Regions from separate parts of the Homo sapiens genome. Here region 1 is linked to region 2. Evidence: read pairs that join two places in POLR2A ChIA-PET (ENCODE). Cell type or tissue: HepG2. All regions are shown on one strand. Links, peaks and the distances in the headings refer to the core of each region. The heading gives the core; the rest is flanking DNA. Region 1 has its middle 30 kb from the start of CEBPB-AS1. Region 2 has its middle 32 kb from the start of PTPN1.

Region 1 (2,904 bases), core at 245-2,744, 260 kb before region 2:
GTGGTGGAGGTGAGAAGGGGGCGGTGCTGGGTGAGGGTTTCAAGCAAATGAGGCGGCCAGACACCTTCACCTCAGTAAACATTTACAGAGCCAGGAATGCAGAGGAGGTGGTGAGCCCAGCAGATGAGTGTGTGGGGAAGACACCACCTAGGCCAGAGGTACAGATAGTGAGACAGGGAGACATGGGGGTGAGATGGAGAGACACAGAGAGACACCCTGAAAGAACTGATGTGAGAGACACAGAGGGAAAGAGAGAGGCTGAGAAATAAAGAGGGGAGAGACCCAGAGACAGAGGCTTTGCCGGGCAAGCTTTTGCATCAGGCCTGGAGCAGGCAGAGGCCCTCTTCCAGTGGGCGTGGTGACCGCACCTCGTTCTCTTTGGCTGAAAGTCCCAGGCAAGCCCCTTTTCCAGACTGGGCCTTGGATCCTCCTGTGTCAAATGGAGCTGTGTCCACACACTGGGCCTAACATGGACCTGTGGCCTCCTGTGACCCAGAAACAGCCTTGTGTGGTGGAAGGGAATTGTCACCCCCAGTGGAAGGGGGAGGCAGTGCCCAGGGGCATGGCGAGAGGGTGGAAGGGGGATCTGGACCACGGAGTGCATGTTTCTAAAGCCTGTGTCCTGTCTGTGCCCCACAGGGCCAGTGTGGGGCCAGGAGGGGTGAGGGTGGGGCATGGGGGTACCCTTAGGGGTGGTGCTGGCCGCCAGCTCTGTGTGCCAGTGACGAGTGTTCTGGTCATAAGAATGGCTGCTGGGTTTGAATGCTCCCCAGGTGCCAGGCACCAACCCCACCAGGGTGGTGCTGCTTAATTTCTATTTAGTTTGGACTTCCCATTTACAAACGAGGAAACTACATCTCAGCGTGGCAGCGACTTCCTAACAACGGGGTGTAGGCTTTGGGGTCGGAAAGGTCTGGGTCCGAGTCCCCGCTCCATCCCTGACAGGCTGGGGGACCTAGGCAGTCATTTCCTCCTCCTAAGCATCAGTTTCCCCATTTGTAAAGTGGGGAAATAAGTTTAAGGGTGACATGGGGATCGGATGAGGTGCTGCCAGAGGGTTCTTAGCACAGGGCCGGGTACACAGGAAGCACTGGATGAACGTTAACCGGGCCATTGGATACAAGCTTTTAAGTAATTTAAAATAATTCCTTTAATGGCTCTCCTTATTTTTTTTATTTTTTTTTTAAGGGAAAGAGCTGAGGTCCAGGGAGGGGAAGGGACTTGCCCAAAGTCATTGGCCAGGTGGAGGGTCTGAGGTTTGAACCCTGTGGGCCCTGAGGCCCTCTATACCACCCACGATGGCTCAGGCCTGGATGGCCTGTTTGCGACTCAATCCTCATGGGTTGAGAAGATGCCCATAGCCTGGCCTGATAGCCCTCTGGCCTGACATCAGCTACAACCACCAGTTGGGGCAGTTGCAAAATCCCTCACCCTTTGCCTGTCGATAAAGGGTGCCCATTGCAAAACTCAGCGGAGAAATTATTAAGGGTTGTGTCATCCTGTGGCCAGGCCCTGGGTGCCTCTTTCCTGCCCGGAAGCCTGGGTAGGGCCGACTGCTCACTCTCTCCCTCCATGGCCCTGACCCGAGAGAGAATGGGGTGGGGGTCAGCAGGGAGCTTGCAGGGAATGCGGACGACAGACCCCAGCACTGGGGCCGTCATAGTCCCTGATTCTTAGGAAATGGCAGCTCCATCCTTCTGGGTGCTCAGGCCCAAACCTCGGGTTGTCCCTTCATTTCCTCTCTTGCCCTGCATTCGATAACTGGCCAGGAAATCCTGTCAGCGCCACCTTTAAAACATCCAGAACCTGCGTAGGTTTTCCCCTCCGCTTCCACAGCTGAATTCAAGGCCACCATTCTCTCTCCTGCAGTAGCCTCCTTGCTGCTTTCACTGCTGTCATCGTCACGCCCCACTTCCCCCGTGCAGCCAAAGGGATGCTGTTAGAACCCCACTCAGATCCCATCTTTCCTCTGTTTAGAACCTTCCTTGGCTCCAGCTGCAGAGCAAAACCTGAGGTCTTTCCCAGGATCACAGGGCCCTGTCTGATCTGGCCCCCATGGCCTTTCTGACCTCATCCTCCCTCCTTTCTTACTTGCTCACTCACTCCAGCCACACCGGGCCCCTTGCTATTCCTCCAACACACTGGGCATGACCTAACTAGGGCCTTTGCACTTGCTGTTCCTGCTGCCTGGAATGCAGTTCCTTCAGCTCTTTCCCCCAGCTGGATGTGCCACTTTATTCAGATCTCATCGCAATGTCACCTCCTCAGGGAAGCCTTCCCCGGCTACCTGCTGAACTGTCACCTCCACCATCACTCCAGCCCTTTCATCTTTCTTCCCTACTTGCCATCATGTTATACATCTGTTATTTGTTTGGTCAATGCCTGTCTATCTCTTTAGTATGTCACCTTCCACACTGCAGGGACTGCTGTCTGTGGTGATCACGATGCTTTCTGAGCACTCAGCACAGGGCCCCGCACACAGTAGGGGCTCCACAGAGATTTGTTCAATCAGTGAATGGGCGCGCAGGAGGGGTGGCTGTTGGCCCAGATGATGCTTCAGCAAACATCACAAGTGTCCTTTCTCTGGCTGATGGCTCGAGGCTGGTGCCCAGAACAGGCTGCTGTGGAGACGGCTTCCCTGACCACCCTGTCAAGTAGCTCCGACTGCCCAACCCACACCCATGCTCTCCAGTCCCCTCGCCCCACACTTCCCACAGTCTCAACTTGTTTTGCTTCTGTATTTTTCATGGGCCCCTCCTCCCCCGAGAATGGAGCTCTCTGAGAACAGGGTGTCCTCTGTTGGCCCCACTGTCATCCCCCTGAGTGTCCAGTGCAGGACCCGGCACCCCATGGGAAGTGTTTCATGGCAGGTTGATCAGGGTTTGCATCGGATGCCCCATCTGC
Region 2 (2,904 bases), core at 185-2,684:
TTGTTTAAGTAGAATTAAAAGGAAACTGAATGAGTTCTCTTGGGGCAAGACTGTTATTTGCCATCCATATGTCCAACCTCTACTTCTTTCTTACTTATAGAAACTCCTACACTATTGGCAATGAATTTTGAAATAACATTTCCCAGTTTCTCTTGAAGCTAAGAATTGCCCAGTGTTTCTCAGTCAGAGGTGATTTTGTCCCCCAGAGGACATCTGGCAAAGTCTTGGAAGACAGTTTTGGTTACCACAACAGGGGCAGGGAGGGAGGCAGGGAGTGCTCTACTGATATCTGGTGGGTGGGTAGAGGTCAGGGTACTGCTAGACAGCCCTCCAATCCCCAGGTCTCCCTCCCACAACAAAGAATTATGCAGTCCAAAATGTCAGTAGTGCCCGATTGAATGGCCAATGCATGATAAGTGGAAGTTGATGTTGGGGTTTCCAAGAAAGCCCTTTGGTGTCTTGCCAATCTTCCTAGAATATAAACATGATGGCTGGAGTTTGAGCAGCCATTCTGTGACCTTGAGGAGGGAGGTTCTATGCTAAAGATGGAAGGAAATGGGATCCCCGAAAACATCATAGAATTGCCATATCTGTTCTTTGGAATGCAGATTTTCAGACATGGTTTTATGTGAAAGAAATAAATCTCTAATATGTTTAAGTCACTGAAATCAAGTCTCTGTTACTGTCAGCCAAGTGCAGTTTCTAAATGATTTGTCTCTGTGCCCAGTTCTCTATGCTAATGGAGAAAGGAAAGATAGACTAAGAGGGCCATATGTTTAAAGAAAAAAAAAAAAAAAAGGCCTGGGACATGCTGGCTCTTGCCTATAATCCCAGCACTTCGGGAGGCCGAGGCGGGCAGATCACCTGAGGCTGGGAGTTTGAGACCAGCCTGACCAACATGGAGAAACCCCGTCTCTACTAAAAATGCAAAATTAGCTGGGCATGGTGGCGCATGCCTGTAATCCCAGCTACTCGGGAGGCTGACGCAGGAGAATCGCTTGAACCAGGACCCGGGAGGCAGAGGTTGCAGTGAGCTGAGATCGCGCCATTGCACTCCAGCCTGGGTGACAAGAGTGAAACTCCGTCTCAAAAAAGAAAAGAAAAAGAAACGAGAAAATACGTTTCTTCACAACAATGAAACAGTTCATTGCCTTCATTTATGTCACTTCTTGATCCCTGTAGGCATTTGAGTTTGCAACTCCTGGACTGGTCCTTAACCAAAAAGATGAGGAAACTGAGGTCCTCAGCAGGTTAATGATGAGTTAGGAGTGAATCCACAACCTGGTCCCTCTCCCCGCATTTCTAAGGTACCAAGGCCTACGCACTGGCGAAGAATATGGTTTCTGCAGCCAGACAGACGTTGGTTCAAACACTGGTACTGACACAGGAAAAGTTCCCTTATCCTCCTCGAAGGGCATGCGATGGGGGTGTGGCTCACTTCCTCAGTGCTTCGCTGCTCAAAACCCCTAGGGGGAGCAGGCAGACGGGCAGGGTGTGGGACTCTGGCCACGCAGCGTCTAGGCGTGAATGTTTACAGCTCCTGAGGCCCCAGTGGGCGTGTGTTCCAGGGTGCTCTTTTCGTTTAACCGTCCATAGACAGCTTGTGTTAGCTCAATTAGACCCCTTGCCTTATCTCAAGGACAGAGGGCTATCTGTATCCTGGGGTTTCTTGCCTTGGCGTACCTGAAGAACTGGATCACACGTAGGCTTGGAGAATGAACGCAAGGTTTTATTGAGTGGAGGTAGCTCTCAGCAGATGGGGGAGCCAAAGGGGATGGAGTGGGAAGGCGATTTTCCCCTGGACCTGGGCCGCTGAGTGGCCCAGGCTCTCCTCCCACCACCCCAGCCAAACTCCAAGTTGTTCCACCGGTCGATGGCCTGCTGGCATCTGCCGGTGCCTGATGGTGTGCTCTCATGCCAGTTCCTTCTTCTCCAGGTCTAGTTGCTTGTGTCTTTTTTTTTTTTTTTTTTTTTTGAGATTTAGTCTCACTCTGTTACTCAAGCTGGAGTGCAGTGGCATGATCTGGGCTCACTGCAACCTCTGCCTCCTGGGTTCAAGTGATTCTAGTGCCTCAGCTGGGACTACAGGCACCTGCCACCACGCCCGCCTAATTTTTTTGTATCTTTTTTTTTTTTTTTTTTTTTTTTTTTTTTTAGTAAAGATGGGGTTTCACCATGTTGGCCAGGCTGGTCTCAAACTCCTGACCTCAAGTGATCTGCCCACCTTGGCCTCCCAAAGTGCTGGGATTACAGGCGTGAGCCACCGCACCTGGCCGTCGCTTGTGTCTTCTTCCACCAGTGCGTTCTTCTTGGCATCCAGCCACTTGTGTCTCTGCCTGCTAGGGTCTGGGGGTTTCTATAGGCATAGGATGGGGGCGTGGCAAGCCAGGGTGGTCTTGGGAAATGCAACATTCGTGCAGGAAAACAGAAATGCCTGTCCTCACGTAGGTCCGTGGGCACAGGCCCAGGGGTGAAGCCCTACCCAGGGACCACGCCCTTCCCTTCCCAGCACTTCCCTGCCCCCACTCCCGTATCAGTACCACCAATTACTAGCTCTGTGGCTTTATGCAGCTCACTTAGCTTCTCTGTCTCTCAGTTTCTGATGCGTAAAACAAGGATGACAATAAAGGCACCTATTGCCTAGGGCCATTAGGTGGATTCACATCAGTCCGTGCCCTGGCAGGAGGAGAGTTTTATGAATGGACTGTCTATAAAATGTAGGTGGGGACCGTCCATTTCTCCAACAGCTGGGAAGGATGTTGGTGTTGAAGTTTACACACCTATCAAGGACAGTAACTACCATGGCTTCTGGTGCTTTGACAAAACCTCCAATGCATAGCCTTCTGGTTAAGCGTCTGTGATTTCATATTATTGGAGCATTCATGGTATCCCTGGTGGTTGCAG

Evidence for each region. ChIA-PET counts read pairs that join two places held together with the same protein. Peaks named below come from ENCODE experiments on the same cell type or tissue, not always from the same donor. Only the 100,000 strongest peaks of a DNase experiment are listed, where the experiment ranks them.
Region 1: POLR2A ChIA-PET joins it to region 2 with 6 read pairs; 4 of 35 experiments call an interaction of 5 or more read pairs at or near these places.

What each region holds. Positions count from the first base shown.
Region 1 is chr20:50,220,218-50,223,121 of GRCh38, forward strand. No RefSeq gene overlaps it. Among named protein-coding and RNA genes, the nearest start is that of CEBPB-AS1, 30 kb to the left of the region's middle. In HepG2, for the core only: no CTCF peak of the experiment used is centred there; a DNase peak (open chromatin) is centred at 1,447; H3K27me3 peaks cover 1,481 bases.
Region 2 is chr20:50,476,966-50,479,869 of GRCh38, forward strand. It overlaps the pseudogene COX6CP2. Among named protein-coding and RNA genes, the nearest start is that of PTPN1, 32 kb to the right of the region's middle. In HepG2, for the core only: a CTCF peak has its summit at 1,478; a DNase peak (open chromatin) is centred at 1,456.